Regions from separate parts of the Mus musculus genome. Here region 2 is linked to region 1. The links are chromatin loops, found by intact Hi-C in ENCODE. Cell type or tissue: heart. All regions are shown on one strand. Each heading gives the region's core, and the rest is flanking DNA. Links, peaks and the distances in the headings are about the cores only. Region 1 holds the start of Wipf2 (WAS/WASL interacting protein family, member 2). Region 2 overlaps Rara (retinoic acid receptor, alpha).

What was found. Peaks named below come from ENCODE experiments on the same cell type or tissue, not always from the same donor. Only the 100,000 strongest peaks of a DNase experiment are listed, where the experiment ranks them.
Region 2: it touches region 1 in a loop (2.9-fold over the local background); 10 of 42 quality-filtered maps call a loop at or near these places.

The regions. Positions count from the first base shown.
Region 1 is chr11:98,857,101-98,872,434 of GRCm38, reverse strand. It overlaps Wipf2 (WAS/WASL interacting protein family, member 2), which reads right to left and starts at 8,837. Exons shown (of 8, transcript NM_197940.2): 1 at 8,533-8,837. In heart, for the core only: a CTCF peak has its summit at 8,887 (motif pointing left); DNase peaks (open chromatin) are centred at 8,354 and 8,844; H3K4me3 peaks cover 2,287 bases; H3K27ac peaks cover 1,882 bases.
Region 2 is chr11:98,958,024-98,973,357 of GRCm38, reverse strand. Rara (retinoic acid receptor, alpha) reads right to left here. Exons shown (of 9, transcript NM_009024.2): 3 at 6,863-7,011; 4 at 5,172-5,313; 5 at 3,041-3,201; 6 at 2,689-2,865; 7 at 1,572-1,776; 8 at 688-846. Among named protein-coding and RNA genes, the nearest start is that of Gjd3, 17 kb to the left of the region's middle. In heart, for the core only: CTCF peaks have their summits at 6,484, 9,629 and 9,834; DNase peaks (open chromatin) are centred at 4,387, 6,537, 8,277, 9,557 and 2 weaker places; H3K4me3 peaks cover 6,575 bases; H3K27ac peaks cover 7,032 bases.

The sequences.
Region 1 (15,334 bases), core at 5,007-13,006:
AGCGTCACACCACAGAGGGAGAGCTGCCATGCCTCATTTCAAAGAATGTAGTAAGTCCCAACTCACCACAGATAATCTAATGCCAGCACCATGACATTCCTCTCACATGCTCATACCCTTGAGCCACCAGAAATGCAGCCGCCTCTTGCAGAGCTGCTGGAAGCACTTGCACATCAGGGCTCCTTGATCGCCAGCGTTAGGGCTAAATCAAGAGTCTGCTTGAAGTTATGAAAGCAGAGCAGGCTGATCCAATTACATAAGAAAAGTACTCAGTCACACAGGACCATCTGGGCTGTGAATGCTGGGCTCTCTGAACCAAAGTCAGCAGCTTCCAATGCTTTCCCACTGTTAGAATGGCCCCAGATAAAAATGCCTCCATCCATTCTGGGTCAGGACAGCCCTCCCTCAGGGCACTCATTCACTTGCGTGTCCTGTGGAAAAACACACCCCAGATGATTGGATGATAGAACACTATTCTCACAAGCTCATATAAGAATATCTGTATTCTCTGCTTGGCCCCGGGAACATCCAGAAAAGCCGTCATGATTCCCTACAACTACAGACCTTTTGTTCCCTCAGTCACCAACTTAAACCCCAGCACCCCCTTAATCTAAGGACTGCTCCCCAGGAATCTTAAAACCTAGTCCAGCCAACCAGGCTTAATTTACAAAACCAGGAGAAGATGAGACTAAAGGGATAGGCGTTACTAAGGGGAATTCTGGTGGGAAACAAGATCCAAAGACAAAGATAAAGATGCAGGCAACTTCAGCATCCACAGCAGTAGCCAGCACTGTGGAGAGAGTTCCCCCGCACATTTCCTGATGCTGAGCTTAGCAGTCTCTGAAGCTCACGTGGGGGGGAAGCTCAGAGGCAGGGACTTGCCTGGCCTCAAGCAGGCCCTTGGTCTGGTCTTCAGTACCATAGAAATTAACCAGTTAGCTAACTCAAGTGCCTTCTCTTGGCCCTGATCTTTCTCTTCTCACCTGGGCGTATAAGGGCTTTCTTTCCACACCTTTAAATCCTCCCTCATCCTAAGGTTTCACCTTAAAAGTCAGTCCCTCCAAGTTCTCCCGACTGCCCTCTCCTCAGTCAGCCTGGGCTCCCCATTAGCTGCCTACATTGGGAACGCAGCAACAGTTAATCATGTCTTTCATGGAGGTCTTTTCTACTAGGCCATAACTGTCACAGAGGCAAAACCTCAAGCCAGTTTGCTTGGCTGTATCTCTAACACCCAGCACGGTGCTTGGTGCACATTAGGGGAAATGTCCTTATTTGCCATGAACTTGAGAACTATTTCAAAGGAAACAAACCAACCAACCAACACTGAGCATAGTGGCACACACTTAATCGCCAGCCTGAGCTACAACACCCTGCCTCAAGAAACAAAGCAAGGGGCTGGAGAGACGTTTCCACTGTTAAGAGCACTTGCCGTCCTTCCACATGACCCAAGTCTAATCTCTACCTGCTGGCTCACAACCACCTATGACCTGCATGGAGTCTGACACCCTCCTCTCCCCTCCCCAGGCATGTGTGAGCAATCCTGTACACACATGCAATTTCTTTTTAATGAGCTAAGGGTTGGGTTAGAGTTCAGCTGGTAGGAAATGAAGGAGACCGAGAAAGAAAACCTAAAATCGATTTCAAAAGCTAAGTTCACTGTGGTCATTTTTTTGGAGCATACTTTGTAAAAGACTGCAAAGTTTGAGTATCAGGATAGGGCACATCTATTGCTAATGGGGAATAATGACCAAAACACATTAAACAACAAAGATGCAACCTGGCAGTGGTGGCACAGGCCTTTCTAATCCTAGTGCTTAGGAGGCAGTGGCAGGGGAATCTCTGAGGCCAGCCTGGTCTACAGACTGAGTTCCAGGACAGCCAGAGAAACTCTGTCTTAAAACAACAACAATAAAAACAACAACAACAACAAAACACATGCTCCCTTCAGCAGCACACACACTAAAATTAGATCAGGACAGAGATTAGCATGGTCTCTGCACAAGGAGTTCATCCAAATTCATGAAGGGAAAAACAAACAAACAAACAAAAAAATGAAACAACAAAAGATCCAGGTAGTCTTAACGGTGTAGCCTCAGGCTGCAGAGAAGGATCAGCTATTGAGAGAACACACTGCTCTTGTAAGAAGATCTGAGTTCGAGTTCCAGCACCCATGTCAGGCAGTTCCCAACCCCTGTAGAGATGGACCAGTGGCCTGGGCTAAAGGCAAGTCAAAGGTAGGCTATATATATATACTTCCCCAAGTGCTGAGTGTTCCTTGTGCTTGTTAGGTTAGCGTCCTACCACGGAGCTAAGCCTTGGATCTTGCTCAACAGCTCAAGCTGACCTTAAACTCAACCCTCTGTCTTTGCCCCTGGAGCGCTGACACTGCAGGCAGGAGTCAACATGCTCAGCTTCATGTATCGTTTGCTATTTGAATTCTCTACTACTTACTTAAATTTTAAAATTTGTTTTTGAACAAGGCTTCCTATAGCCTTGAACTTGCTATGTAGCTGACGATGACCCGGAACGCCTGCTGCACGCACCACACCTGTCTCTAACCTCTCAAGACAGATATTAAAACCAAGCCGCAACACAACTGGCCAAACATATACAATCTGCAGAAAAAAAACAATTTCATCTTTATTTCTCATTTTAAAAAAGTGGTATGTGTGTCTACGTGAGTGCAGGACACACATGTGGATGTCCCCAGCATTCAGGGTGTTGCTGGATCCTCTGGATTTGGAGTCAGAGGCAGTTGTGAGCCACATCTGACAGTGTTAGGAACTTGGAACCTATAAAGGGCTACAGATTAAGACCTTGTCTCAAAATTCATCAAGTGGGGGCCAGTGAGGTGGCTAAACAGTGCTTGTCCCTCAACAATGCAAATGACCTGAGTTGATCCTTGGAGCCAACATAAATGTAGGAGAAAACTGAATCTATACATTCATCCTCCCCTCCACCCATGCAGTGGCATCCACACCCATACTACCACCACCACCACCACCTCCTCCTCTTCCTCCTCCTCCTCCTCCTCCTCCTCCTCCTCCTCCTCCTCCTCCTTCTCTCTCTCTCTCTCTCTCTCTCTCTCATGAGCATGCACACATACACACAACACACAGACACACATGTACACACTGTTTTAGTCATAAGTAAGGGGATGAAATCTACCACTTATTACTACTTTTCAGAAAAGAAAGATCTGGAATATAAGCATAACTCATGCTGTTGCCACAATCAAAAGTCAAAGCTAGTGCAAGCCATGGTGGCGCATGCCTTTAATCCCAGCCCTCGGGAGGCAGAGGCAGGCGGATTTCTCAGTTCGAGGCCAGCCTGGTCTACAAAGTGAGTTCCAGGACAGCCAGGGCTATACAGAGAAACCCTGTCTTGAAACCACCCCCCATCTCCAAAAAAAAGCCAAAGCTCTAGACCAGAGTCAAAATCTTCATATCTAAACCTACTGGCTTTTTCTCCCCACCTTGGGAGAGGGGTGATGGGGACTCACCCTACCTCTGGCTAGGGTAGACAAGTGCTCTTCCACTGAGCTATGCATCATTAGCCACTATGCCAGGTTTTCAAATCCTAGTATTAAAGATAGACTAGTCTATGACTGGTGGCGTGGCTCCATGGGTAATGGCATTTGCCAGGTAAACCTTGGCAACCTCACTTCAGTCCCCAGAACATAAAGGCGAAAGGGAGGGGAGAACCCACTCCAGCAGTGATCCTCTGACCAAGACACGAGTGCCACAGCACATACTCCTGTCCCCTCTCTCTCCCCCCCCCACACCACGCATATATACAAAAATAATATATACTATTTTTAAAAATACACTAATGATGAGAAATAAAAGTCTGGATTCAAAGACAAAAGAGAATTCCTTTGGGGTTCTCTCCAATGCTATTGGGGCTTTTGCCACATAGTCAAGAAAACATCATAATCCACCCCAAGATCCAGTACAGATGATGTTATCTTCAATTACTTATCTCCTGAAAAACAAATGGCTATTTACCAGGGAGAACACAATCAAATAGCCTAAAAAGCCAGGTAGGCCAATTCCTACCTCAGCAATCTAAGCCTCAGCGCTCTGCCTCCACAGAATCTCCTTGCATGGGAAGCCACCACTTTTAACTTAGTTAAGACTGACTTAGATATTAACAGGCCAATCAGCAGTTTTTCCTCTAACATCTTTAAATTCTTTAGATTACCCCCTGTATGGTGCAAGATGGGATCTCACTCTGTAGCCCCGACTGGCCTGGACTCTGCCAGCGTCCTCAGCCTCCCCAGTGCTGGGACCTATCGGCACGCACCGCGACACCTGGCTTCTACTTAACATTTGTCAGTATCGTGTCAAAGATAATGCCTTCCTGGGGCCGGAGGTGCAGGACAGTGGTGGAGCACTTGCCTAGCACGTATGAAGAAGCTCTAGATAATTTTATCCCCAAACACTGAGGACACAGGGCGACGCAGACCTGCTGAAATGCTCCTAAGTTCAGCCTGTAAGGTCCTTCTGGCCCCAAGGTTCGGGAATAAGCACATGGGTTAGCTTGAAACACTGTCTTCCTCACACCCTGGTCTTGCAAAGTCAGGCAAATGTAATGAAAGATTCTGCATTCAATCAGCAGATGAATAAGAAAGAGACTTGAATTTGGAAGAAAAGATTGCCAAGCATCCAGCAAGACTTCTGCCTCTATGTCCTTACAGGGCAGTCCTTGCACTCTACCAGCAGCCTCCATTTCAGCACAGACCTCGCCATCCACTCTAATCCAGTGCATACTCCAAGAGGCTGACGGTCAATCGGCCGGAATCCCGCCAGCTTCTGCTTGGGAGCTGTGTGAAGAATAGTTAACAAGAGCTTACTTTGAGAAAGAGATCAACAATCACACGCCTAAAGAAAAGAAGTTATTTGGCAGAGGGATGCATGTTGCCAAAGCGTTAGTCACAGCGTCGAGGTCCCAGTTTGTGTCTCTGCGACTATTCTTTGCTTTGACAGGATCCATTCTCTGGCTCAAGAAACCCAGCTCAGCTTCTGTCACTGTCCCCATTAGAAGCAGTCAAGGATCCTTTCATTTTGGCGGCGTCAAGCTGTGACACAGACAGGATGCCCACCAGAGGAGGAGGGGGTGGCCTGCCACTTTCCACTTAGGACTAGCTGAAGCAGAGCAGTGGGAAACTGTGACAGGACAGGAAAGCTTCAAAGTCACTGTCCTAAAGGAACAGGCCATCACAAGAGCTCTGTCTCTACACGTTAGAGCAAAACCTTCCTTAAAATAACCCAAGCCGGGCGTGGTGGCGCACATCTTTAATCTCAGCACTCAGGAGGCAGAGGCAGGTGGATTTCTGAGTTCGAGGCCAGCGTGGTCTACAGAGTGAGTTCCAGGACAGCCAGGGCTATACAGAGAAACCTGTCTCGGGGGAAAAAAAAAACAAAAACAAAAAAAAAGTAAACCAAAAAGCCTGACAGTGGTGGTGCATGCCTTTAATCCAGTACTCTAGAGGCAGAGGCAGGAGGATCTCCGAGTTCAAGACCAACCTAGTCAACAGAACAAGTTGCAGGACAGCCAGGGCTACACAAAGAAATCCTGTAGCACAGTATTACACAAGTTTTTGTCTCTAAATACACACATTCACTTCGCTGTCTGGAGCTCACTCTGAGTCGGTATGAAAGCTAGAGTTTCACACATTCACTTCGCTGTCTGGAGCTCGCTCTGAGTCGGTATGAAAGCTAGAGTTTGCTAGAACAGCCTCAACAGCCGTCCATGGACTTCAGAATTACTTGAGGGCAACAGGAAAAACATACTCAAGTATGTATGCCAGGGAGCAGATCGGGAGGCTACGATCAAGCAAGAACATGTGATGATAGTCCAAAGTAAAACTTAAAAGCTATTCTGGCCGGGCAGTAGAGACACATGCCTTTGATTCCAGCACTTAGGAGGCAGAGGCAGGTGGGTTTTTATAAATTCAAGGCCAGCCTGATCTACAGAGTGAGTTCCAAGACAGCCAGGGCTACAGAGAAACTCTGTTTCAGGGGGGAAAAACCAACTATTCTCTTCCTGGTACCCTTCCCCTCCCCTGAATCTCACCTTTGTGTCCACTAAGTAATTAGCACCAACTAGTGCAAACACCGTTTCTGCTATCAAGAGTGAGAGAGAATTAAAACTGCCCGATCTTTGGCAAATCCACGTCAGGCCTCAGAAATGCCAAGACTTTGGAAACACTTCTAGGTTAAACAATGTTCACTTACCAGCCGAGTGTTCTGAGTATTATAGCCAAAGAAAAAGCTAGAACAGAATTTCAAAGGAGTGACAAGAAAGCATCCAATCCTGTCTACAGAATGGTCCCAACCAGTGACAGCAAGGTCACACGCCAAGGCAGATGGCTCAACTCTCTACGATGCTTGGGTAGTTAGAAAGTAAGGCAGTGTACTGAATTCATTCATTTCAGACTCTATAGGCCACTACTTCCTCTTGGTGATAACACAGTAACATAAAAATTTTGACTATTAAAAATACAGGGGAGCCGGGCGTGGTGGCGCACGCCTTTAATCCCAGCACTCGGGAGGCAGAGGCAGGCGGATTTCTCAGTTCGAGGCCAGCCTGGTCTACAGAGTGAGTTCCAGGACAGTCAGGGCTATACAGAGAAACCCTGTCTCGAAAAACCAAAAAAAAAAAAAAAAAAAAAAAAAAAAAAAAAAATACAGGAGAGCTGGAGAGATGGCTCAGTGGTTAAGAGCACTGACTGCCCTTCCAGAGATCAAGAGTTCAATTCCCAGCAACTACGTGGTGGCTCACAACCATCTTTAATTGAATTGATGCCCTCTTCTGGTGTGTCGGCGACAGGATGTTCAAAAACATTAAAAATAAATTCTTTTTTTTAAGTTTTATTTATTTATTATTTATATGAGTACATTGTAGCTGTCTTCAGACACACCAGAAGAGGGCATCAGACTTCATTACAGATGGTTGTGAGCCAACATGGGGTTGCTGGGAATTGAACTCAGGACTGTTGGAAGAGCAGTCAGTGCTCTTAACCACTGAGCCATCTCTCCAGCCCCCAATCTTTTTTTTTTTTTTTGGTTTTTCGAGACAGGGTTTCTCTGTGTAGCCCTGGCTGACCTGGAACTCACTCTGTAGACCATGTTGCCTCGAACTCAGAACTCCGCCTGCCTCTGCCTCCCGAGTACTGGGATTAAAGGCATGCACCACCAAGCCCCACTCCTTTTTTTTTTTTTTTTTTTTTTAATTAAGATACTAGGATCAGCAGTTAAGAGCACTGTCAGCTCTTCTGAAGGTCCTGAGTTCAATTCCCAGCAACCACATGGTGGCTCACAACCAACTGTAATGAAGTCTGATGCCCTCTTCTGGTGTGTCCGAAGACATCAACAATGTATTCATACAATAAAATAAATAAATCTTTTAAAAAATATATTAAGATAGCTGGGTGGTAGTGGCACACACCTTTAATCCCAGCACTCAGGAGGCAGAGGCAAGTAGATCTCTGCGAGTTCAAGACCAGCCTAGTCTACATAGTGAGCACTAGAACAGCCAGGGCTGTTTCAGAGAGAAACCCTGTCTTGAAAGAAACAAAACAACAAACAAACAAATATAGTTTACGGGGCTGGGCAGTCATAGTGGCCCACGCCTCCCTCTGAGGTAGAGGCCAGCGGATCACTGTGAGTTCCGGGCCAATCTGGTCTACAGACTCTGAGTTCCAGGACAGTGAGGGTTACACAGACAAAGTGTCTCAAAAAAAAAAAAGAAAGAAAGAAAGAAAAGAAAAGAAAGAGAAAGAGAAAAAGAAAGAAGAATTTCAGGGATCAGATGTAGCAGGTGGATCAGGATTTAAAGGCCAGCAGAAGCGGGGACAGAGGTAGATTCCAGTGCACACCAGCTTCCTCCAGCTCCTCGTTTCAATATTATCCTTCCAGAATATGCCTTCCTAATCAGTAACTCGACCGCACACACAGCCTACGTCTAGCGAGCGCCTTCAGATTTTCATCTTCCCTCAATTTCACGCCGCTCCAACAGGGATCCTTCAACTGCAGGTGCTTCCAAGAGCATCTCAGAACATCACTCCGACTCCCTCTCATCCCACACTCTCAACATCTCCCCCAGTGTAAACACGTTCGCTCTCAATCCTCCTCCTCACCCCGATCAATCCCGAAACGTCACACCGATCCTCCTAAACTCGAGAGCATCCTGCCAATAATTACCTTTCCCCAACAGGTCCTCCCTTCCCCATCTCCCCCTCCGCGCACGGCTCCCCTCCTACCTCACCCAGAGTTGCCAGTCTTACTCACCTCACCCAACCCTTCAGGATCTCTAATTTCCTGTCTCTCAAAAAACCTCCCTCCTGCCCATTTGCTCAGTCGGTCCCCGCCGCCCTCCACTCGGATGGCCCACGCCCCCTCTCCAGGGTCTCCAGGCCCCGCCCCCAGGACCCCCTCTCCGCATCAGGCCCCTCCTCCGGTGTCCCTCCCCCCCCCCACCACAGTCCCCCCTTCCCGGCTCTCCCTCCCACTCAGGTCCGCAGGTCACCTCAGCGGCGGGCTCAGCCGCCCCGGCGTCTTTCCCACTCGGCGGGGGGCTGCTCCGGGAGCGAATCCTCCGTCACCTCAGTCCTGGTTTAGTCCTGCTCGTTCGCCCCGCGGCAAGCTCTCTCGCTCTCTCTCGCTCTCTCTCTCTCTCTCTCTCTCTCTCTCTCTCTCTCTCTCTCTCTCTCTCTCTCTCTCTCTCTCTCGCCGCCGCCCCTTTTACCAACCCGGAAATGGATCCGCTCCCACCGTCCCCAGCGTCCGCGAACAAAATGGAGGCGGGGGAAAAGGAGGAGGGAGCCGAGGGCCGAGGGCCGCGGGACGCATGCGCTCAGGGAAGCCTGCCCTCTACCGGCGCACGTGGGGGCGGAGCGCCACCATCTTGAGAAGGTCGCGAGTCCGCAGTTGGAAGTCCCGTTTGCATCTTGGGACTGCAACTGGGGCCGCCTGCGAGGCTTTCAGTAACGAGTGATGCCAGGATTCGGTCCATGAGATGCTTATTTAATTGGTTGGATGCGGCCTGAGCGTCTCGACCTTTAAAATTGCGCAGGTAGAGAACCAGTGAGCTAACTGATGTATCTCAAGTATGTTTTCTTTCGTGTTTATTTTTTTGCGCGCACACACACACACCATAAGCCCTAATATGGTCTAGAGTACCCTTGAAGAGGCCCAACAGACAAGCTCTGGTTGTCATAGCAACAGAGAGGCGAGCTTCTTCTAGCAGGTCATTGGTTAGGTCGTTGTAACCACTTAACTAGTGATCCCCAGCTCGGTAGGCTGAGGCATGGTGTTGTGAACTCCTCTATAGGTGCTTGGATGAGAGAGGGGAGTCCTTGTCGCTTGCTGGTTTCCATTGCTTAACTCTGTTGCCGATGACTAAGGATCTCATCTTCATACACAAAGCTCGCCACCACACCAAGCAACCCCATTGCTACCCTATGTCTCACTGCTTCTCCATCCAGTCAACCCAGTGACCAGGGCTGAACCTCAAGTAAAAGGCCAATATCAGCTAGCACTTAATCCCCACTCACTAACTGTGTGTTCGTGGGTCTCAGCTACCTCATAGTGTTTGTCCTTTCTCACAGTGCTTGAAGGCTCATCAGGTAATGAATGAATGGGAAAGCATGTGATAAGCCATAGCCTGTTATTATTTTTGTTTTCCCTCTGTTCTGCCCCACCCACTAGTGCTAAATGTCACATTGAACATTTGCTTTGGGCCATTCATTGAGCTCTGTACCTGGGGATGGTTCCAGATGTGACTCAAGCAGACAGCTTCTGCCCTCCGGGAGCTCACCATGCTGGTGTATGGTGCTCATGCGGGCTGGCATGTAAACAGACAGCTGACGTCCAAGTCAGTGTGCGATTAGAGTTGTGACATGTGCCGGGATGTCACAGGAGTGATGAATTCCTGCTGAAGAATGAGAAGAGATTTGTAAATGGTTTGAACTAGCCCCTGCAAGATGAGTAGAATTTTGCTGGGCTCTGTAGCTCAGAGGAGGCAGAGGCAGGCAGATCTCTTAGCTGGGGGCCACCCTGGTCTACAGAGCAAGTTCCAGGACAGCCAGGACTGCACAGAGAAATTCTGCCTCAGAACACCAAAACAAACAAAACAAGAAGAAGAAGGGGGCTGGAGAGATGGCTCAGTGGTTAAGAACACGGATTGCTCTTCCAGAGGTCCTGAGTTCAATCCCCAGCAACCACATGGTGGCTCACAACCATCTGTAATGGGATCTGATGCCCACTTCTGGTGTGTCTGAAGACAGTGACAATGTACACTCATATATAAAATAAATCTTTTAAAAAGAAGAAGAAGAAGAGGAGGAGGAAGAAGAAGAAAGAGGGGGAGGAAGAAGAAAAAAGAGGAGGAGGAAGAAGAAAGAGGAAGAAGAAAAAGAAGGAGGAGAAAGAGGAGGAAAGAAAAAAGATGAATAGGATTTTGTTACTAATCAGTGAAGGCGGGGAACACATACCAGGCATGATCAGTGGATGCAAAGGTAAAGATGCTCAGATAGCTACGTCATGAATATCTGATAATGGGGCGGCTGGACGAGAAATGCAGTGAATCTGCACTGTTTACTAACTAGAGCTTCTGAACTCTTTCCTTCATCTCCTTACCTGCCCCGTCTTCGGTTGCTCAACGATATGTAGACCCACTTTCTTCCTTCCTCCCTCCTTTTTAAATTTCTTTTTAGTTATATTTTTTTTTCCATTTATTTATTTATTCACGTTACATCCTGATCACAGCCCCCCTCCTTCCTCTCCTCCCAGGCCCACCCTCACATGACCCTCCCCTCCCCCTTTCCTTCTCCTCAAAGAACTTGGTACCCTATGACTACCAACCCTCCTTGGCACATCAACTCCCAGCAGGACTAAGCGCATCCTCTCCCACTGAGGCCAGACAAGGACGGCTAGCTAGGGGAAAGGGACCCAAAGTCAGGCAACAGAATCAGAGACAGTCACCTGCCAATTGTTAGGGAGCCCATGGAAGACCAAGCTACACAACTGCTATACATGTGTAGGGGGCCTAGGTCCAGCCCATGCATGCTCTTTGGTTGATGGTTCAGTTTCTGTGAGCCCCCTGTGGGCCCACATGAAGTGGCTCTGTAGGTTTTCTTGTGGTGTCCTTGACCCCACTGGCTCCCTCAATCCTTCCCTGCAGTGGACCCACTTTCAATCCCTTCATGTCGTGAAGTCACCTCTTCATACCATGAAGTCCCCCCTTCATACCATGAAGTCCCCCCTTCATACCCTCAAGTTCCCTCTCAAAGCCCTTGAAATGGTTATCTTTGTCTCATGCTTGTTGTCCAAGCCCTTGCTTCAGTGTCCCCTCTCCTGAGGGTATTCTCTGCCCAGTATAGCTAAAGTAACCCCCTGCTCTCTTGTTCAACCTGTGTCAAAGAGCAGCCACTAGGGTGAATACAGGGGCATCTCACTTAGGGAAATATCAATAACAAGCTTTATGAAGAAAGAAACCAAGACTCTATCTCCCATTTTCTACATGAAGTCTATAGGAATGGGCTAGGATCTTCAGATTTTGTGCTTTCAATGCTTGGTGGCTCTGTACTGTCCTCCTCCTCCTCCTCCTCCTCCTCGTCCTCTTCCTCCTCCTCTTCCTCTTCCTCCTCTTCCTCCTCTTTTTCCTCTTCCTCCTCTTTCTCCTCCTCTTCCTCCCCCTCCTCCTCTTTTTCTTCTTTTTGTAAATGAGTTGTTAATATGTGTATGAGTGTTTTGCCTGCACATAACTATGTGTACCTCATGTGGGCCTGGTACCCTTGGAGGTCAGAGGAAGGTATTTGATCTCCTAGAATCAGAGCTGCAGATGGCTGTAAGCCACCATGTTGGTGCTAGGAATTGAACTGGTATCTTCTATAATAGAAATAAGCGTTCATAACTGCTAAGCCATCTCTCCAGCCTCATGATTGCTGGTTTTATTATTTATGTGTGTACTTATTTATTTGGAAACAGGGTCTCACTATGTAGCTCTGGCTGCTCTGGAACTTGCTATGTAGACCAGACTGGCCTCAAAGTAATAGAGATCTGTCAGTCTCTGCCTCTGGACTGCTGGAATTAAAAGCATCCACCACCATGCCCAACTATAATTGTGTTTTTAAAAATACAAATAGAGAGGGCTGGAGAGATGGCTCAGCGGTTAAGAGCACTGACTGCTCTTCCAGAGGTCCTGAGTTCAATTCCCAGCAACCACATGGTGGCTCACAACCATCTGTAATGGGATTTGATGCCCTCTTCTGGTGTGTCTGAAGACAGCAACAGTGTACTCACAAACAATAAATAAATCTTTTTAAAAAATATAAACAGTCGGGCAGTGGTGGCGCACGCCTTTAATCCCAGCACTTAGGAGGCAGAGGCAGGTGGATTTCTGAGTTCAAGGCCAGCCTGGTCTACAAAGTGAGTTCCAGGACAGCCAGGGCTACACAGAGAAACCCTGTCTTGAGAAACAAAACAAAACAAAACAAAAATAAAATAGAAGTAAGACAGTAAGACATTTTCTGGGTGCGTGGTTCATGCTCATAAACTTGGCGTTTGATGAGCTGAAGCAGGAGGATGACTATGAGCTTAAGGCAAGCAGGGCTACTTCGTGAACTTTCAGCCAGCATGGGCTATGTAGTGAAACTGTGTTGTGCTCCTAACCCCAAAGCTGGAGGAGACAAAGACAAGTGGACCCGAGGGTAACCAGCTAGTCTACCTAAATCATCAAGTTTCAGGCTCAGCGAGAGACTCTGTCTCAAAAATTAAGGTTGAGGATAGGTATGGTGACCACACCTTTAATCCTGGCACAGAGGCAGTAGCAGGCAGGGCTCTGTGACTTTGTCCCCAGTCTGGTCTACATGGGGGGTTCCAGGCCAGCCAGTGCTACTCAGAGAGACCTTGTCTTTTTTTTTTTTCCTTTGGTTTTTCGAGACAGGGTTTCTCTGTGTAGCCCTGGCTGTCCTGGAACTCACTCTGTAGACCAGGCTGGCCCCGAACTCAGAAATTCACCTGCCTCTGCCTCCCAAGTGCTGGGATTAAAGGCATGCGCCATCACGCATTAAGGCAGAAATGTTCTGTGCCCTATTATTCCCATGTCTAGGAACCCTGTGAAATTGGTCTCTGTACTGCCACCTGGTGGTTGAAAATGCCACTGCCTAAATTCCTTGCTCTCTCCTAGCCATCCGCCCAACAGAAGTAGGGATAGTTTCTTCACCAGCCCGGGAGATCGGATGCATCTGTTCAGTTTGCTTCCTAATTCCCAGCCCATTGCTGCCATGTGGATCTTTGGCTCACCCATCCAACACGGGCAGGGCAAAGGAAGAAACGCAGTCACACCAGCCACCAAAAAGGAGGCCTGCAGCTTAAAAGGTGCATGTTTCTCAGTGACTAAGACTCCTTGGAGGGGCAGCAGAGATGGCTCAGTGGGTAAGAGCACTGAATGCTCTTCAGAAAGTCCTGAGTTCAATTCCCAGCAACCACGTGGCTCACAACCACCCATAATGAGATCTGACACCACATGGCTCACAACCATCCATAATGAGATCTGACGCCCTCTTCTGGTGCGTCTGAAGTCAGCTACAGTGTACTTATATATAAAAATAGTAATAATAATAAATTAATTTTTAAAAAAAAGACTCCTTAGAGCTGGGATCCAGAGTCAGAAAGGATGGATTTGAGAACCAGAATAACAACTTGGCCTCTTGTTGCCTCTGTTTTTTTTTTTTTTGTTTGTTTGTTTGTTAAGTCTCTGGCCAGAAATGATGGTTTATGTGTGTAACGCCCACACTTGAAAAGTGGGAGCAAGCGGATCAGAAGTGCAAGGTCATCCTCAGCTCCGTAGAGAATTCCAGGTCTCTCAGGATCGCAGTTTTCCACACAGGGAGGGTAGCAGACAGATCCAGCGCTTTGGGTTTGCTGGGAAGATTAAACAGGAGAATATGAACAAACCTGCAATCTCTATACTCAGGACGATGAGGCAGGGGATAGAATGAGTTAGAGGCCAGGCTAGAAAAAAACAAAACAAAACCCACAAAGCTGTGTCCAGGCAGTGGCAGAGGACACACCCTAGAATGTCACCTTGTAAGTAATGACAGTTCTGAAAGTGGTCGAAATGAGTATGAGAGGAGCAGGAGCAACTAGGTCGCCTCCTCTTGCCAGCATGGGCAAGGTAGCATCCTCAGTACCAGGGAAGGAATGGCTGGCTCAGCATCCACGCTATGCCCCACTCCCGTGCTGTCCTGGACTGGTCCCATGGGACAGAGGCAGCCCTCCATACTAAACGAAGTCCAATTCCTGAGTGACTCCCAGTGGCGAATCTCTAGCTGTTCAGTCCCATATTCTGGCTGTTGAACTGTCTCCCTGCTGAGTCTGGCGGGTAATCCAGGACTCAGAGGCCGAGGCAGGAGGATTGAGAGTTTGAGGGCAGCCTGTACCCCAGGAAAAGACCCTATTTCCAAAAACCAAACAAGCAAACAAACCAACAACAAGAAAAAAAAAAAAGACAACCCTGTCCCTGCTTTGGGCTCAACTCCTCAAAGGAGCATTTTCTTCTTTTCTCTCCTCCCTGTTCCAGACCAACAGTGATTCTCCTCGGCTTAATTCCTACAGGCCTTATACTTATCATCTTGCATTGCATCCTGATCCTCTGGATCTTATTACAAGCAACTTAATTTATTCATTCAACAAATATGTATTGAGTGTCTGCTCAGTACCAGCTACTATTACAGATACTGGCCAGTGAGCAAGATGCAGTCACAGGGCTGAGCCATTCTGGTGTGCAAGGTGACCATGAAGCAAATATACAAAGAAACATATGTGATGTCATAAACTAGGAGTGTCTTTTTTTTTAAGATTTATTATTATTATATGTAAGTACACTGTAGCTGACTTCAGACAACCCAGAAGAGGGCATCAGATCTCATTACAGATGGTTGTGAGCCACCATGTGGTTGCTGGGATTTGAACTCAGGACCTTCAGAAGAGCAGTCAATGCTCTTAACCACTGAGCCATCTCGCCAGCCCCAAGCCAGGAGTATCTTGAGCAAAACAAAGACTAGGGGAACAGAGTAGGGAGTGGGTTTTGTCCAAGGGGTCAGTTTAGCTTAGGGAATGGAAAAGGCAAAATCTCTAAGCCAACAATGATTGTGACAAGGACAAAACAAATGGTCAGGATGACAGAGAGGAGGGATAGAGGGATAAATTTATTTAGAGCTAGGGTCTCACTACACAGCCCTGGGTAGCCTGGAGCTTTCTGTGTAGGGCAGGTTGGCTTTGAACTTGGCAGAGATCCTCCTGCCTGGGCCTCCTGAGTATTAGGA
Region 2 (15,334 bases), core at 2,375-10,374, 100 kb before region 1:
ATCACTGCCACCCACCTGGGCATCTACCACGCACTGCACCTGCACCTGGGGCTTGTGCCCGCATCACAGGCCTGCTCTCCTGAGCCCATGGTGTGGTGACTGGGTGAAGCATTCTAAATTCAGGCTTGGCTTATCTAGATTTGGCCCCTATGCCTCATGTTTAATCCAGCAGGTGCTTCCAAACACCATCGCCATCCCTCCACTGCCCTCCCACCCCCCAGGAAAATGAGGCTCAGAGCTGGCAAATGCAGTTTTCACAGACCACACCCACATGACCTATTACGGAGGCCTGTCTTAAAGTACCACGGAGAAGTGACAGCTAGAGAGTCCCAGCCTAGACAGATGGGGACATGCCAGGTTCAGACGAGGAAGACACCATGTAGATGCCAAGACGTGAGGTGCCAGCTTGACTGTGGGCAGTGGTCCTAAGCCAGTCCTGGGTGGGCCTTCCTCTAGGTCAATGGTTCTCGGCCTTCCTAATGGCGCAACCCTTTAATACAGTTCCTCATGTTGTGGTGACCCCCCAACCATAAAATTATTCTGTTGCTACTTCAAATCTGTAATTGGGCTGTTATGAACTGTCAGGTAAACACCTGACACGAGGCTCACTGTGAGAGTCATGTGACCCCAGAGGGGTTTCGACCCCTTATGTTGGAAACCACTCCTGGTGGTGAAGATGACACTCACCCTTGGCGCTGATGCTCCGAAGGTCTGTGATCTTCATCAGCATCTTGGGGAACATGTGGGGTCGGCTGGGCCTCCGTTTCCGGACGTAGACTTTCAGTGCTTCCAGCAGCGGCTCTTGCAGCATGTCCACCTTGTCTGGCTGCTCCAGGTCCTGTCGGTCTGAGCACAAAACTGTCCCTGAGCAGGAGCCCCACCCCACCCCTAGCCAACTCCACCAACCGAGAATACACACAGCTGCTTTCCCAGATCTGGCCACTTGGGGGCGGGTCTGCCCAAGTCACAGAGGGCAGAAGGCTGCTCCCATATACCTGGCCACAGGGTAGGCCAGGAAGGGTCTCTGGGCTGGTAGGCAAGAAGAGAAGCTTTCTACTCTAAAAAAAAGAGTGGGGTGTGGGCTTCTCAAAGCTCAGCAGCTATGGTGGTGGAGATGGACACCCCTGGCCCAACACGGGTAGCGCTCCTCATAGAAAGCAGGGACGTCCCAGCAGGTCACCATCATTACTACAGCAGTGTGACATGGAATAAAATAATAATTAACATTAACTGTTAACTGGGTCTTATTCTTTTTGTTTGTTTTTGTTTTTCGAGACAGGGTTTCTCTGTATAGCTCTGGCTGTCCTGGAACTCACTCTGTAGACCAGGCTGGCCTCAAACTCAGAAATCCACCTGCCTCTGCCTCCCGAGTGCTGGGATTAAAGGCGTGCGCCACCACGTCCGGCCTGGGTCTTATTCTTGACCCAGGTCTCAGATGAAGATCACAGACCTTCGGAGCTTATTCTAGACTGGTGCTTGCTGCCTGAGACCCTGGTCTTGTGTGCCCAGAGTCCGGACCTGCCCCTCCAGGCCTCCACATGCCTCCTGAGAGCCACCAGCGCCTCACCCACCTCCACAGATGAGGCAGATGGCACTGAGCAGTCCAGTCTCAGCATCGTCCATCTCCAGGGGCAGCAGCTGGTTGGCGAAGGCAAAGACCAAGTCGGTGAGGGGGCCAAAGCCAGCGTTGTGCATCTGAGTCCGGTTCAGGGTCAGTCCATCTGAGAAGGTCATTGTGTCTTGCTCAGGCGTGTACCGCGTGCAGATTCGCAGAATCTGGGTGCAGAGGGTGTACACAAGGTTCAGAGGCTGGAGGCGCCCCCACCTTCTGGCCCAGCAGCCCCTGGCACACCAGTTCCAGCATCCCCAGAGGCCTCTCTCTTGCCCTGGCAAGCAGCCAGAGCATGGCTGGCTGACAAGAATTTCCTCCAGTGATGGAAAGGTTCTGTCTGCAGCATCCGAGGCAGTAGCCACCGGCCCCATGTGGCTACCGAGCACTCGAGAAGTGGCTAATGCAACGGAGGGACTGAACTGAGTCTAATTGTAATTAAATTTAAATAGGCGCGCATCTCCACCGCTACTGCTCCGGGCAGCAGATCTAGGCCACGCTGCCTTCGTATAGAGAAATCACGAGGGAAAGGAGTTTCCAGCCAGCAAGAAACAAGGCAGATCTGTTCCTAGGACCATCCCATTCAACCCCAACAGTTCGTACCCAATGGCGCCTCCCCCATCTGTGCACTGGGGACCCGGCACTTGATGACCTTCCCTTCCCAGAAGCCTCTCCACACTTCTAGTTCTCCACCTAGGATGTGTCTTTGAAGGAATAGGTGGTGGACTGAACCCCTGAGAGTGATTATGGGGAGTCCTCCTCTTAGCCTTCACTCGTGACAGTTCTTATTACGTCCAGCATCCCGCTCACAACTCAGGCCACCAAACGCTCTGGCGTGCCAACTCCATCCAGCACTGTGTCCCAGCAGCAGACCTTTCTACTTCCTGTTCCCAGGATAATGCCACCTTCCCACAACACAGCTAAGTGGACAAGGTGCCCACAGGAGTGGAAGAAAGTGGCCCAACGTGAGCGGTGGGGGATTTGGATTCGGGGGAAAGCATCGGGGAAAGTGGCCATCTGGCTGGGAACAGATCCTACAAGGGCCGGAACCCGGCTGGAGAGCAGGGGCAGACTCTCACCAGGATATCCAGGCAGGCAGCCTTGAGGAGGGTGATCTGGTCGGCGATGGTGAGGGTGGTGAAGCCGGGAAGCTGCTTGGCGAACTCCACAGTCTTAATGATGCACTTGGTGGAGAGTTCACTGAACTTGTCCCAGAGGTCAATGTCCAGGGAGACTCGTTGTTCTGAGCTGTTGTTCTGGGGGAGGCAGGGAGGGTCAGGGCCTCAGCTACGGCACTGGCACCCGCTTCAGCCTGGCCGCTCGCTGCCTTTCGCCCTCTGCTCAGCCTACACTTCCTGACAGTGTAGGAGGAGACAGGGGAAGGGCAGCAGAGGCGGCCTGGGTGTGCAGTACCCCTCGCGGCTGGCATACCGTAGTGTACTTGCCCAGCTGGCAGAGGGCCGGGAAGGTCTCCTGGTGCGCTTTGCGAACCTTCTCAATGAGCTCGCCCACCTCAGGCGTCAGCGTGTAGCTCTCTGAGCACTCGGGCTTGGGTGCCTCTTTCTTCTTTTTGTTTCGATCGTTTCGCACCGCTGGGGGGAGGGAGGGGTGGAAGGGGGGACATGGGTTGGTTAGAGAGTGACTGCTTTTGGCTCGGGGTCGTCCAGCCTATGCTGTCCACCACCCAGACAGACACACACAGACAGACAGACAGATCCACAAAACAGTGCCCCACACTAACCTGTCTGACTCATATCCTAAATCCTATTTTAGGGCCTGGGACTGTGGCTGAGGCCACACCACACATGTGCACATATGCCCTCCGCCAGTGTGTGGTACCCTGTCGTCATGCACCCATGGCAGCAGCCCACACTCTAAGAACATGTGCCCAGGTTGGCAGTCACACACACTGAGTCCCCGCTTTGGTGCCTGCCAGGAATCCCTGCTGTCCCAGCTCTCCTGGCAGCGATCTCCCTGGGGGATTCCTAAGACTGGCTCAAAGCAGCTTCCCTGGGCAGGCAGGGAATAAGGCTCCCCAACCAGAGAATGGGGGCCCCCTGGCAGAAGAATCTCTTGGCCCATTAGCCGGGGAGCTGACAGATCGCTGGGAGGGGGGCGCTGAGCCGCACACACCGCTCGGGCTTTAAAGAAGCGATGGGGTCGTTACCAGCCGATTATCCCAGACACACAATCACTCACAGGGCCTCCGTGGCGGCTGCTGACGCGGGAGGAAGGAAGGGTGGGGGTGGGGGTCCAGGGAGGGGACGGGGGGGGGGTGATGGGGGGGGAAGCTGGCATAATTTGGAGATCACTCATGTCGATTCTGCAAATTCAATAAAGTGCAGGGGAGAGAAGGGAGAGGCAGAGTGGGGGATAATTTGGGAAGAGAAAATTGCAGCTGTGACAAGACGTTTATCATTCGGAAGCTTTAATTCTATTGAAATGGCAGCTGCTCAGCTCCGGGGCACGGAGCAGCCGGGAGAGGGAGAGGAGGGAGAGAAAGAAAGGGGGAGTTGTTGTGGGAAGGAGAGGGGGTCCCCACCCTCGTCCTGTTCTAATAGTTCAAAGAAGGAAGGTGGGGCAAAGGGAGAAGGAAGTGACGGCCCCTTTACCAAAAGGTCTCAGTTCTGCACGTCCCAAGTTGTCACAGACTCTGCAGAGGACCGTCACTAGTCACTACTTCCTGAGTACAAGACCAGCACTCCCGTGTCTCTGGTGACAGGAGGCAGCAGGATATCCAGCTCCCCAATTCCTGGCTGGGGCTGCTGGTGCATTAGTCAGAACCATCTTTCTCAGCACCCCTCCCCACAAAGGGCTGGAGGGGGTCTTGCAGCCCCCTCCCCCACCTCATCCCCCAAGGCTCGGGCTCCATGGCAACGGCCACGCAGACAAGGAGGCGTCTGTCAGCGTCATTTATCTCTGACATCATCAATCACTGGTCACCACGGCAACACCCATGATTCAACACAAGAGGGTCTCCCCGTCCAGCCCTCCCCTCTGTCCCTCCCTCCGTCAGGGCCTCAGCTGAGCCCAAACTGGAAACCCCCTTTCCTCTGGGATCTGAGAAGCCCAATTCTCTTCCAACTCAGGGTTCCAGGTTTATCCAGACAATGGCTTCAGGGGGTCCTATGTCAGCCCCCCCATACATACAGACCAACTTCACACCTTTTCGAGTTCAGGCCTCTCCCTTAAGATACAGGAGGGACTGGGATAAGCTACTGAGCCACACCCAAAGCCAAGCAAAACCCAGAAGAAAGCTATCCTGGGGGCAGGCACCCCATACACAAGCAGGCATGCAAGCAACCACCATGCTAAGGGGACCGCTCTGTGCATTCTGGGCTTAACACCAAACGATCCATGGACACGCAGCCAGCCAGACTCCCAGGTTTGTGGTGTTATCTACAAAGCATCCTTAACTAGAAGCTTGCCCGCCTGCCGCGGCACACATGTTCCCACATGTATACACAGGCACACACACACACACACACACACACACACACACACAGCACCCCTGCACGCCCCACCTTGGGCGGGGCTTGGCCCCTGGCCCTGCGACACTCACACTCCTTGGACATGCCCACGTCGAAACATTTCTGCAGCCGGCAGTACTGGCAGCGGTTCCGGGTCACCTTGTTGATGATGCAGTTCTTGTCCCGGTGACACGTATACACCATGTTCTTCTGGATGCTTCGTCGGAAGAAGCCCTGGGGACAGGAGAAGGAGACGGGTTATCCACACCCACAGCGGGAGCAGCCTAGCAGCTACCCCTAAGCTTTTGCTATGGCCTATGTAATAATGGTAGAAAAATGGGGGAGGATGACTCTTTTGAAAAGATGCTCTCTGGGAGAGCCCAAGCCTGTCGCTATCTCACAGGCTGGCCTGGAGTCTTCCCTAGCCAACATCCCTGTACCTGATTTTTTTTTTCAGAGACAAAGACTCAGGGCTGCAGAGGACACAGGACACACAAGGTTGGAGATGGGAAAGGAGGCATCTGGAACTCACAGCCTGGACTCAGGACACAGCATGAAAAGACAGCAGGATGAGCTGGGTGTGGTAAAGAGTTCCTTTAATCCCAGCACTTGGGAGGCTTGAAGCCAAGTGGATTTCTGAGAGTCTGACTTCAGCCTGGTCTATATAGAGTTCCAGGACAACCAGAGCTGCATAATAGAGACACTTTGTCTCAAAAGACTGTCCCCCCCCCAAAAAAACAAAAAAAACAAAACAAACAAACAAACAAAAAAACCAGCAGCAGGAAGCCAACAAGGGACTATGCACAGTTACACACTCACACACTCATGAGGCCAAGAAGGGACTGTGCAGTCATGCACACTCGTGAGGCCGAGGAGGGGCGGCATGCTCATCCTTGCGAGCGAGACATTCACCACCGAGACAAACACACTAGACAGGCACAGAAAAGCCAGGCTGTCCGGGGTTCTGCATTGTAAGTTAAGTTAGCACAGAAACTGACTGACCAGGTAGCACAAGACAGGACAAACCAGACAGGACCAGCACTGTCTTACACTAACTACCCTTGACCTCGATCTTACACTCAGAGATAGCTATTCCAGCCTAAGGTTCCTTCCAGGGTCAGGCGCCCCAAGTACTGTGGATGCACAGCTTCGAGGCCCTTATCATTGTGGGAAGGAACTAGGGCAGAGGCCCTGCCACCAATCAGGTAGAGAGCAGATGTCCCGGCCAGAGCGGCCAGGAAGGGTTAGCCACATGCGTGCCCAGAGACCAGTATGAGTAAGATGGCAGGAAACCCAGTAGCCACTGGGGAGTCCACAGCCTGGACACCTGAAGGGAGTCCAAGGCAGGGTGTCTGCTACTAGCTGTCTCTTGCAAGGATACCATGGAAAGCTTCAGGCAAGGCCACTGGGGGCAGGCCTCCTGGGTCCCCAGCCAAGAGCCAGGCAGCAAGCAGCCAGCTCACCATGGCAACCTGGGGAAACAGTGGCAGGGCCAGTGTACACCCTGCCAGCCAGAGGATGGAGACAGGAGAGCATGGTGGGAGGGGAGGGAGCTTCTGGTCACAGGGAGGGGGTGCTGCTCATTTAGGGAGGAGGTGTCCTCCTCCACACAGTTGCTGAAGAAGCAAAAGCAGGTGGGCGGCTTTGGTAACAGCCCTGCCAACTGCATCCCGAGGATGTGTGTGTGTGTGTGTGTGTGTGTGTGTGTGTGTGTGTGTGTGTGTGATATCCCGTTTATCTGACCCAGACTGTCCTCCTCCGACTTGCGACTCCCTCTACTCACCTTACAGCCCTCACAGGCGCTGACCCCATAGTGGTAGCCGGATGATTTGTCTTGACAAACAAAGCAAGGCTTGTAGATGCGGGGCAGGGGCGGTGGTGAGGGAGGGCTGGGTACTATCTCTTCGGAACTGCTGCTCTGGGTCTCGATGGCTAGGAGAGAAGGAGGAGACTTGAGAGACCCAGGTACCTAGCCCTCCGCACCCTGTCCACCTTGCCTGGGGTGATCCTGGTCTCAACACTTGAGGGCAGGATTCAAAGCATGGACAGAGGAGGTCTCTGTAAACTTGGTTCTCCCCCCCACCCCAGACTGGCTGACAGTTAAACATTCAGTCCCCATTATTCCTATGACCCAGGACTCAGCTTCAATTCCAGATCTGTGTGTGAGCACACACGCGCGCACGCGAATACACACACACACACAGAGGCAAGAGCTATAATTGGAGGGTGAGGGGCTGAGCTTTTATTTCAAAGCCTTAATACAAACAGCATCCTCCCTGGCCAGGACTTCCCAAAGTTCAGGAGGAGTTAAGACTTAAGGAAGATGGAGGGAAGGGCACAGACTGGAGGGAGAGGGAGCTGGGGTCAACAGGATATGCTAAGCTGGCCACTCCCTGGCCCCTTCGGCAGGCATTGCTTCCTTTCTACCTCCTCCACCACCCCCCCCCCACCCCGACAGCAGCCTCCGCCCCTCCCCCACCCAAACAATCCCCTGGCTACGGTGGGGTCCTCCGAGGCAGCACGCAAAAATCAGAGGCTTGGGCAAAGCAGGAGGGCACTCCCTGAGATGACAGGGGGACCTCCTGAAGACAGTGAGAAGAGTCCCCAGGGCTCCTAGAAGCCCACTTTAGATGCCCCGTGTCTATAGGGAGACACTGTGACAAAGGGGGTCTGTTTCTATCAATGGTCTGTCTGTCTGGCCTAAATACTACGTCCGGGTTACCCCCTCCGCTCCTGTTATTCAGCTCCAAGAGGGCAGCCAGGAGGGGTGACCCAGCCAGCGGGGGGCAGTCCCCCCCTTCCCCTCCCAAGCAAAAACCTCTGTGCCTGGCTCTAGGCCCATCACCCCAGACAGAACATGGCTATTTGGGTGAGAGCTGTCTGTGTCCAGGGCCTGGGCAGCTACGGATACAGTGTGGCAGATGAAAACGATTGAGAGCAAAGACTATCCCAGATCCCCAGAGGCCTCTCCAGAATCCTCCTCTGCCACATCTATGTGCAGAGAACCAGGGATGAGTGAGTCCCGCCCAGCTCCATCCGTACCCAGTTGAGTGCTGGATATACACGGTTCCTGTGCTCAAGCATCCAACAGCATGTGTTATGCCAGGCTGTGAAAGACTCCTGCGGCTGCAAAGCCCAGGCAGAGAGGTTAGGACACTTGGGGACACAGGAGCCTGGTTGCATACTACCACCCTCCTACCTGCAAACACACCAGGGAACTCCGCCAATGGCCTTGGCAGGACTTTCCTGGCTTCTACTTGGGCCTGGACATCAGCCGGGCTGTCCAACGTTGCTGTAACCCATGTTCCCTTCTTTAACCCATGGAAAAGGACTTTTCCATGCCTACAACCCCCAGGGGTCCAAAGGACTGACCTGCTGCAATCTGCTGCTCATGCCTACACACAACTGCCCTGCCCCAGTTTTCACCTCACTTCCTTCTCGGGAGGCCCCGACAGGCAAATCAAACAGGCGGGAGGCCTGACAACAGCTGCTGGGGGTTGGGGGGCGGGGTTGGGGGGCCTGGGTGAGGCCAGGAGGCAAAGGGGTGAAGTGACAAAGGAGCCCTTTGTTGTGCTAACTTTTTCCAAGACGTAAAAGCAGTAACAATAGACAATCCAGACTTAGGGGGGCGTCAAGGACAAGGGGGGTGCCCTGGCCTCCACCAATCCTGGTCTGCATTCCAAAAAGTACAGGAAGGAGGCATAGGCCTCCTCTCTTCCCTCCTCCTAGCCCACCCTCTGCCCAGGACCTGCCACCCCCAATCCCAACCTCCAATCTGAGCCAAACTGGAGGGAAAGGAGGACAGAAGGGTATGGGGTGCAGGGCCGAGAGGAAGGGGGAGACAGGAGAACAGGAGACAGGATGGAAGAGCAAAAGGCCAAGGACAGACCAGAGGGGCAAAGGCTCAGAGGAGCGTGGAATTAAAGCCAAGTCCAGAGAGTTGTTTATAGAGATGAAAGAGCTGTGCTCTTTAAAAATTGTTTTTGGCAAGATGGCGGACACGACCCTAGGAGAGGGTGGGGGCTCGGTGAGGCCTCCTTCCAAACCATCTCCAGTAGCTGGCTAGCGGGTAACCCCTGAGAGCAGCTTCGTCTGTACCCTATCCTCAGTATATCCCCAACTATCACCCTGGGAACTCAGCCTCTGAGGGTTCCATATCTAGGTTTTGAACTTAAATCCCAAGGTCCAGCCCTTCACCTTCCCAGGCCTGTAGCCAGCAGCCCAGGGAAGCCAGAGTCAGCACCAAGCCAGAAGTGTGGGTCTTCTTAGTCCCTGCTGAGTTAGGACACAGTAACAGTGTAGCGCTAGCAGGTGGGGGGAGGGACTATCCTGAGCTGGCCCCACCCCACTGGCCACCCTCCCTAGAGGCCCCAGCCCACAAATCTCTCCACTTCCTGCAGAAAGGCTGGGCTGGAGAAGGACCAGACCTCAGCTCAAAGTTTCAGTGCGCAGCCAAGGGCTGGAACCAGCCCAGGAAGCCCGGCGTCCCCTCTAGCTATTGCTGCCAGGGTGCCCCTCCCCCGCTCCCCTCCTGGGCGGGCGCACACGGCGCGGGTCCCCACGCCCCAGAGCCGTTCGCAGGCTCGCGCAAGGGGCCAGTTTCCTGGAGGAGATCAGCAGGAAATCAGCTGGGCCCCTGGCCAGCGGCTCCCCTCCCAATCCAGCTGGCGCCCTCTTTGCAGCTCCCTTCACAGCCTCTAGAGACGGAAGAGGAGGGGGCGCGGAGCCCTCCCTATGGCCCTTCCTCCTCACGGAGAGATCACCGGTGAGGGTGGCCCTGGGTGCAGTATAGCCAGCAAGCTCAGTGCGAAGCCCAAACCTAGCGGTCGGGTGGGTGATAAGCATCTCTCCCACCCCCCCACCCCACTACGGGCATCCACGTGCTTCACATTCTTGGATGTCTGGGAGCAGGCGGAGGCGTGAGCTGCGGAGACTGGTGGGGGACAGATGGGGAGTCACATCCTGTGCACCCCTTGTCCTCTAGTGCACTGAAATGGGGGCTGTGGGAGGGAAGCAAAGTCGCCATGGCTTTGCAAGGTCTCCACCCACAACCAACCTGCTATCTTCCCTCCGCTGGTGGCCAGGGGGTAGTAAGGCAACTAGAGGTGACCCCAGGCAGCAGATAGCCTCCACACACCTAAAGGCTCTTCTTCAAGGTGATAGAGGCTGTACTAGCAGAAGTCCGGTAGCCATCCTGACTTCAGGTCCTCACTGAGTGATCCAGGGCAACTTAGCCTCCACAGGGGGTGAAGGCTGGTGAATACAGCTCCAGCCAGGCTATACCACAGCAGGTTCTGTGTGGGGACAGGTCGCCACTTCCCCACTTCCCCACGTCTAAGCGATTGGAGGGAGGGAGCAGAGAGGCTCCCGCACGGGCTGTCTTCCCTGTTCTCTGCAAGCCTCCTCTCCACAAGTTCTGGGCGGAGAGCTCAGCTATCCTAGAGTGCTCGGGAAGAGATAGGAGCTGGACCCCAGGGGGCTAAATCCCAGCTTCCCCCCAGTGCAGAGAAGGAAGCCTGAAGGCTCAGCCCAATTATTCCCCCTAGGGGTGGCTCCTTCCTACAGTGGGAAGATAATGGGAAGGGTCAAGGAACCACCTCTCACCTTCGCTTTTTTCCAAAGCCAATGATCACCCACCCCTCCTAGTCTGAAACCTCACAGCTGAGTCTGCCTTGGAGGCAAAGGTCAGGGGGCAGGACAATAGGTCAGGGGGCAGGACAATAGGAAAGGCCAGATAGAGGTGTCTCTGGAAGGGCAGGAGTCAGGGGCCATTCACCTCAGGTCTCTTATGATGCAGGAAGGTTTGTGCAGAGGCAGACTCTTTCTGCGTCAGCCTTCTTCGACATGCCACGTTAGTGGCTCTCAACCTTCCTAATGCTGTGACCCTTTAATACAGTTCCTCATGCTGCGGTGACCCCCATCATAAAATTACTTTCATGGCTACTTCATGACTGTAACTTTGCTACCGTTATGAATCATGATGTAAATATCTGATGTACTGACCCCTGTGAAAGGGTCTGTAGACAACCCCCAGGGGTGGAGATTCACAGGTTGAGAACCCTAAGAGACTCCAGTCTGCCATTGCTCACTGGCACGGAGAAGGGTGGCAGCAGGTATGGGAAGGTGGAGGACCCTCCTGGGAAGGACTGCTTCCACAACAGAGTGGGAGATGAAACCTGAGCCACCTAACAATAGCCTAGCTCTAGGTCCCCGGCATCGAGATCACACTAATACACGGTGCCTCACAGCTGGGCATAAACATGCCCAGGTGTGCACACTGGGGCATGCGCACAGGTCCTGGGTGATAACAGAACCCTCCCTCCCAGCACAGCCTGAACGCGCTAGAACCAGGCTGGAGGGCTCAGCTGCCAGGACATGGTTTCACATCAGTTCTCCTGGTTAACAATACAAGGTATGGCCCTATTTCCCTAGACAGGGTAACAAAAAGACCTGCCTGAGCCGGGTAGATGCATGCTGATTGCCAAAGGACCCCCCCCGGGGGGGCTTAAAAACCAAACACCCCCTAGAGAACAGCAATTAGATTTTTTACACCAGCTTCTCCCATGTTCCCAGCATCAAAACCTCCAGGATGTCAGTCAGGTGTCTTCGGCCAGACCTTTCCCCAAGATGGACTAGGTGCCTCTGAAAGTATAAGGGGATGGCTAGGAAGGCAACTGTCTGGTGAAGTCCCTTTCTGCCACACCCCATCACCAACGCAAAAGACAGGGGCCAGTCCGTACAACCCCTGCAGTCAAGAGCAGGAGCTAGGGCAGGAGCTGCCACAGGAGAAAGCTCACCCTAGGTTTTGGCAGGGGTGGGATCTGGGGAGTGGCCCCTCCTCTTCGGAACAGACAAGCCCACAGCCAGGACCTTTACCCCACCCTCCAGCAAGCCGTGGATCCTAACCAAGAAGATGTAAATGGGGCGCCAGAGGCCGAGATTTCATGTCTCCTAGAGAAGGAACGCTCAAAGTTACTGAGCCCTAACATGGTAGTGCGCCAGGGTCACTGGGTGGAGGGCAACCGTCCAGCTAGGACATCCGAGTTACAGCGAGACAGACGGAAGAGAAAGTGGGGAGTAGAGAGGGCCAGCGCCACCCACACCCCACCTCCTAAGGTAGCACAGGGGAGGCCGGTGGTACGTACAGTGGTTTGAGCCATTCCAAAGCGGAGTCCGGAGTGGGGTGGAGTAGGGACCCGGGGCAGGGAGCCCCTTCTCCTGGAGCAAACAGGCCCGGTTCTGGTTATAAAAGTCCACCACTAGGAAGGGGTTAGGGGCGGGGGTAAGGCCCCCGACTTCCACACTCTCGTACATCTCGCCCCACGAAGGCCGGAGATCCAGGAGGGGAAGTCCTGCACGGGGATCTCGTCACTCTGCTGGAGGCGCCATCCGTGCAAATCGGCTAGGGGCAGGGGGGGGGGGGACAAGTCCCTTCGCCCCGACGGGCAGCCCCTCAGCGGGGCGCCCAGCCCAGAATTGCCCGCGCCTAAGTCTGCAGGTCACTCCACCGGTCCCAGGTGAAAAGCGGGAAGTTGTGCAGGTTGGAGGAGGAGGTCCCTCGGCGCTCCCTCGCAGGGAACGCCCGGTGGCCCAAGAACTCGAGGCTCCGGTGTCCCAGGCAGAGTCCAACGGCTCCCCAAGTCCGCTGGCCCGGGGCGGGATCAGGGCGGAGACGGGGGTCACCGAGCACTTCCTTTTGCCGGCCGGGGCTCCCGGGCTTCTCCGTGGCTTAGATTCCGGGTGCGGGTGGGGGAACCCCTGTACGGCCCCGCCTCCGCCTGGCCCGGCGGCGGGCCGCTTGCTAGGTCTCCGGAGTGCGCGCCACCACCCCCCAAGCCCGCGCGCCCCCTCTCTGGGATCCCAGCCCCTAGCCTCCGCCCCGCCCCGGCCAGGCGCCGCCCCTGGCTTAACCCTTTCTCTGCGGGCCCCACTACTACGAGAGAGATGCAGGGAAGCGAGGGCCAGAAGGCTGCATGAGGACCACGAGTGGGGCAGCCTCAGAGAGGGAGCAGAGGCGGGAAATGCGCTGTGCATAGAACCTGGCTGGGTATGGATAACAGGGTGCACTGGGAGGCTGGACCGAAGAGTAGAGGGCATCTTCCCCATCCCAGTTTCGGCTCCCAGCCTCCCTAGTGCTTCTGGTCAATCCCCTGCAGGAAGATGCAGCGGCGGGGAGGTGGGGTGGTCCCGGTGTCCTCCCCCTAAACACGCCCCCCCCCAAAGCCCCGGCTTCATTTGCCTAATGCAATTCGGCTGAACTCTTGCTGAACTCGCCTGGCGGCGCCTCACCTCCGACTGACCCACCCACCGCTGCCCGTGACATCACCAGCTCGCCAACCCGCCCTCGGGGCTCGCCCACTGGCCCCCATCTCGGACCTGTCCGGCCCCAAACTCCGAACACACGGGCAGTAGGCACAGGGCCCAATTGCAGGTGGCCCAGCGTTAGAACCACGAATGCAGCATGCTGGGTGTCCCGGGTGTGACATTGTGCAGCTTGGGCGCTGTGTCGGAATGAGACATCCAGCTTGTGTCACTGTCTGTGACATCATGTGAGACTCCGGCTGCCGGCTCACCCGCCGGAATAAGACGACACGGCAGAACTGAGCTGTTAGCACAAACACAAGCGGGGAGCTCTCCTCCCACACTCTGCGTGCTTCCGGCGAGCAAAGCTCCGCCCAGGGTGTCTCCCAGCCCGGGAACCAGGATGGGCCAGCCCAGGACAGATAAAAGGAGACTTAAGTTGAAGCACTTCCTCCCTAGGACGACTGTTTGAGTGGAAGAAAGGCTTGGGTTAGGTAGGTCCCTAGAAAGAAGAGATACCCAGAGAAGACCAGGGTATCCTATTATCTCTCCTCTTAAAAGCCCCTAGAAGCCCCCATGTTAATCCCCTAGAAGCCAGATTTTGTCCATATGTGAAGTCTAGAGGTCTGCATGCTTGCACTTTAGCAAAAGAGCTATGTCCCTGCCCAAAGCCAACTTCTTTATAGAATGAGGTCATTGAATTCTCAAACAACTCCGAGAACCTTTACAGACAAGCCTGAAGGTAGACTATTAGTCCAGCTATTTGGGAGTCAGAGGCCAGTGGGTCACAAATCCAAAGCCAGTCTGGGCTACAGAGAGAACCAACATTCTGGGCGACACAGTGAAATGGTGTCGCAAAAAAGGTTAAAGAGCTTAGAGGGGCTGCTGGAAATGTTTCCAAGCTGTTAAAGCAGTATGCAGTTCACATGGATGTGACCCAGCAGGAGAAGGTGGAGGCAGGAGAATCACAAGTTCTAGGGTCACCAGATAATGGTGACCCACTCTACCCACTCTAATCCCAACACTTGGGAGGCAGAGGCAGGCAGATCTCTGAGTTTGAGACCAGCCTGGTCTACAAAGAAAGTTCCAGGGCAGCCAGGGCTACACAGAGAACCCCTGTCTGGAAAAACCAAGAAAGGAAAAAGAAGAAAGAAAAAGAAAGGAAATGAAGAGGGAACTCTCAGGGATGGAGAGATGGCTCAGTGGTTAAGAGAACTGACTGCTTTTCCAGCTAGAGGTCCTGAGTTCAATTCCCAGCAACCACATGGTGGCTCACAACCATCTGTAATGGGATCTGACGTCCTCTTCTGATGACTGAAGAGAGTGCCAGTGTGTGTGTGTGTGTGTGTGTGTGTGTGTGTGTGTGTATGTATGTGTGTGTGTGTGTGTGTGTGTATTCATATATATGTAATATTTTTTAAAAAGAGGGAACTCCCAGCTACCAAAAGTTTATGTTCCTACCAAACCAGGCCAACTCAAGATCAATTTTATTTTCTGACTGCCTTCCATATGGCTGTCCTGGTGAGCCTGACTTTATGAAACGGCAGAAAATAGGCAAATAAATCCATCGTCACAGATATATGTTTCTACAGACACACTGCAAAACAAACAAGTGGTATTATGACACAGACATAGTGTGCTCTTAGGGGAACTTAAGTTCAAGGGTCAATGGATAACTCAAGGCACGGACCCAAAGAAAGCTGAAGTTCAGAGTAAAGCAAAGAGGAGGGGGCCAGTGCGCGATGAGAGCCGTGCAAAGGTCCCACAGCACAGATGGTATGCTCATCCTACAGTCTACAAGAAGACCAGAAAGGATGACGAGTAAAACTCCAAAGGAGGCCAGGCAGTAGTGGCACACACCTTTGATCCAAGAACTAGGGAGGTAGAGACAGGCAGCTCTCTGTGAGTTTGAGGCCAGCCTGGTCTACAGAATTGAGTTCTGGGACAGCTGGGG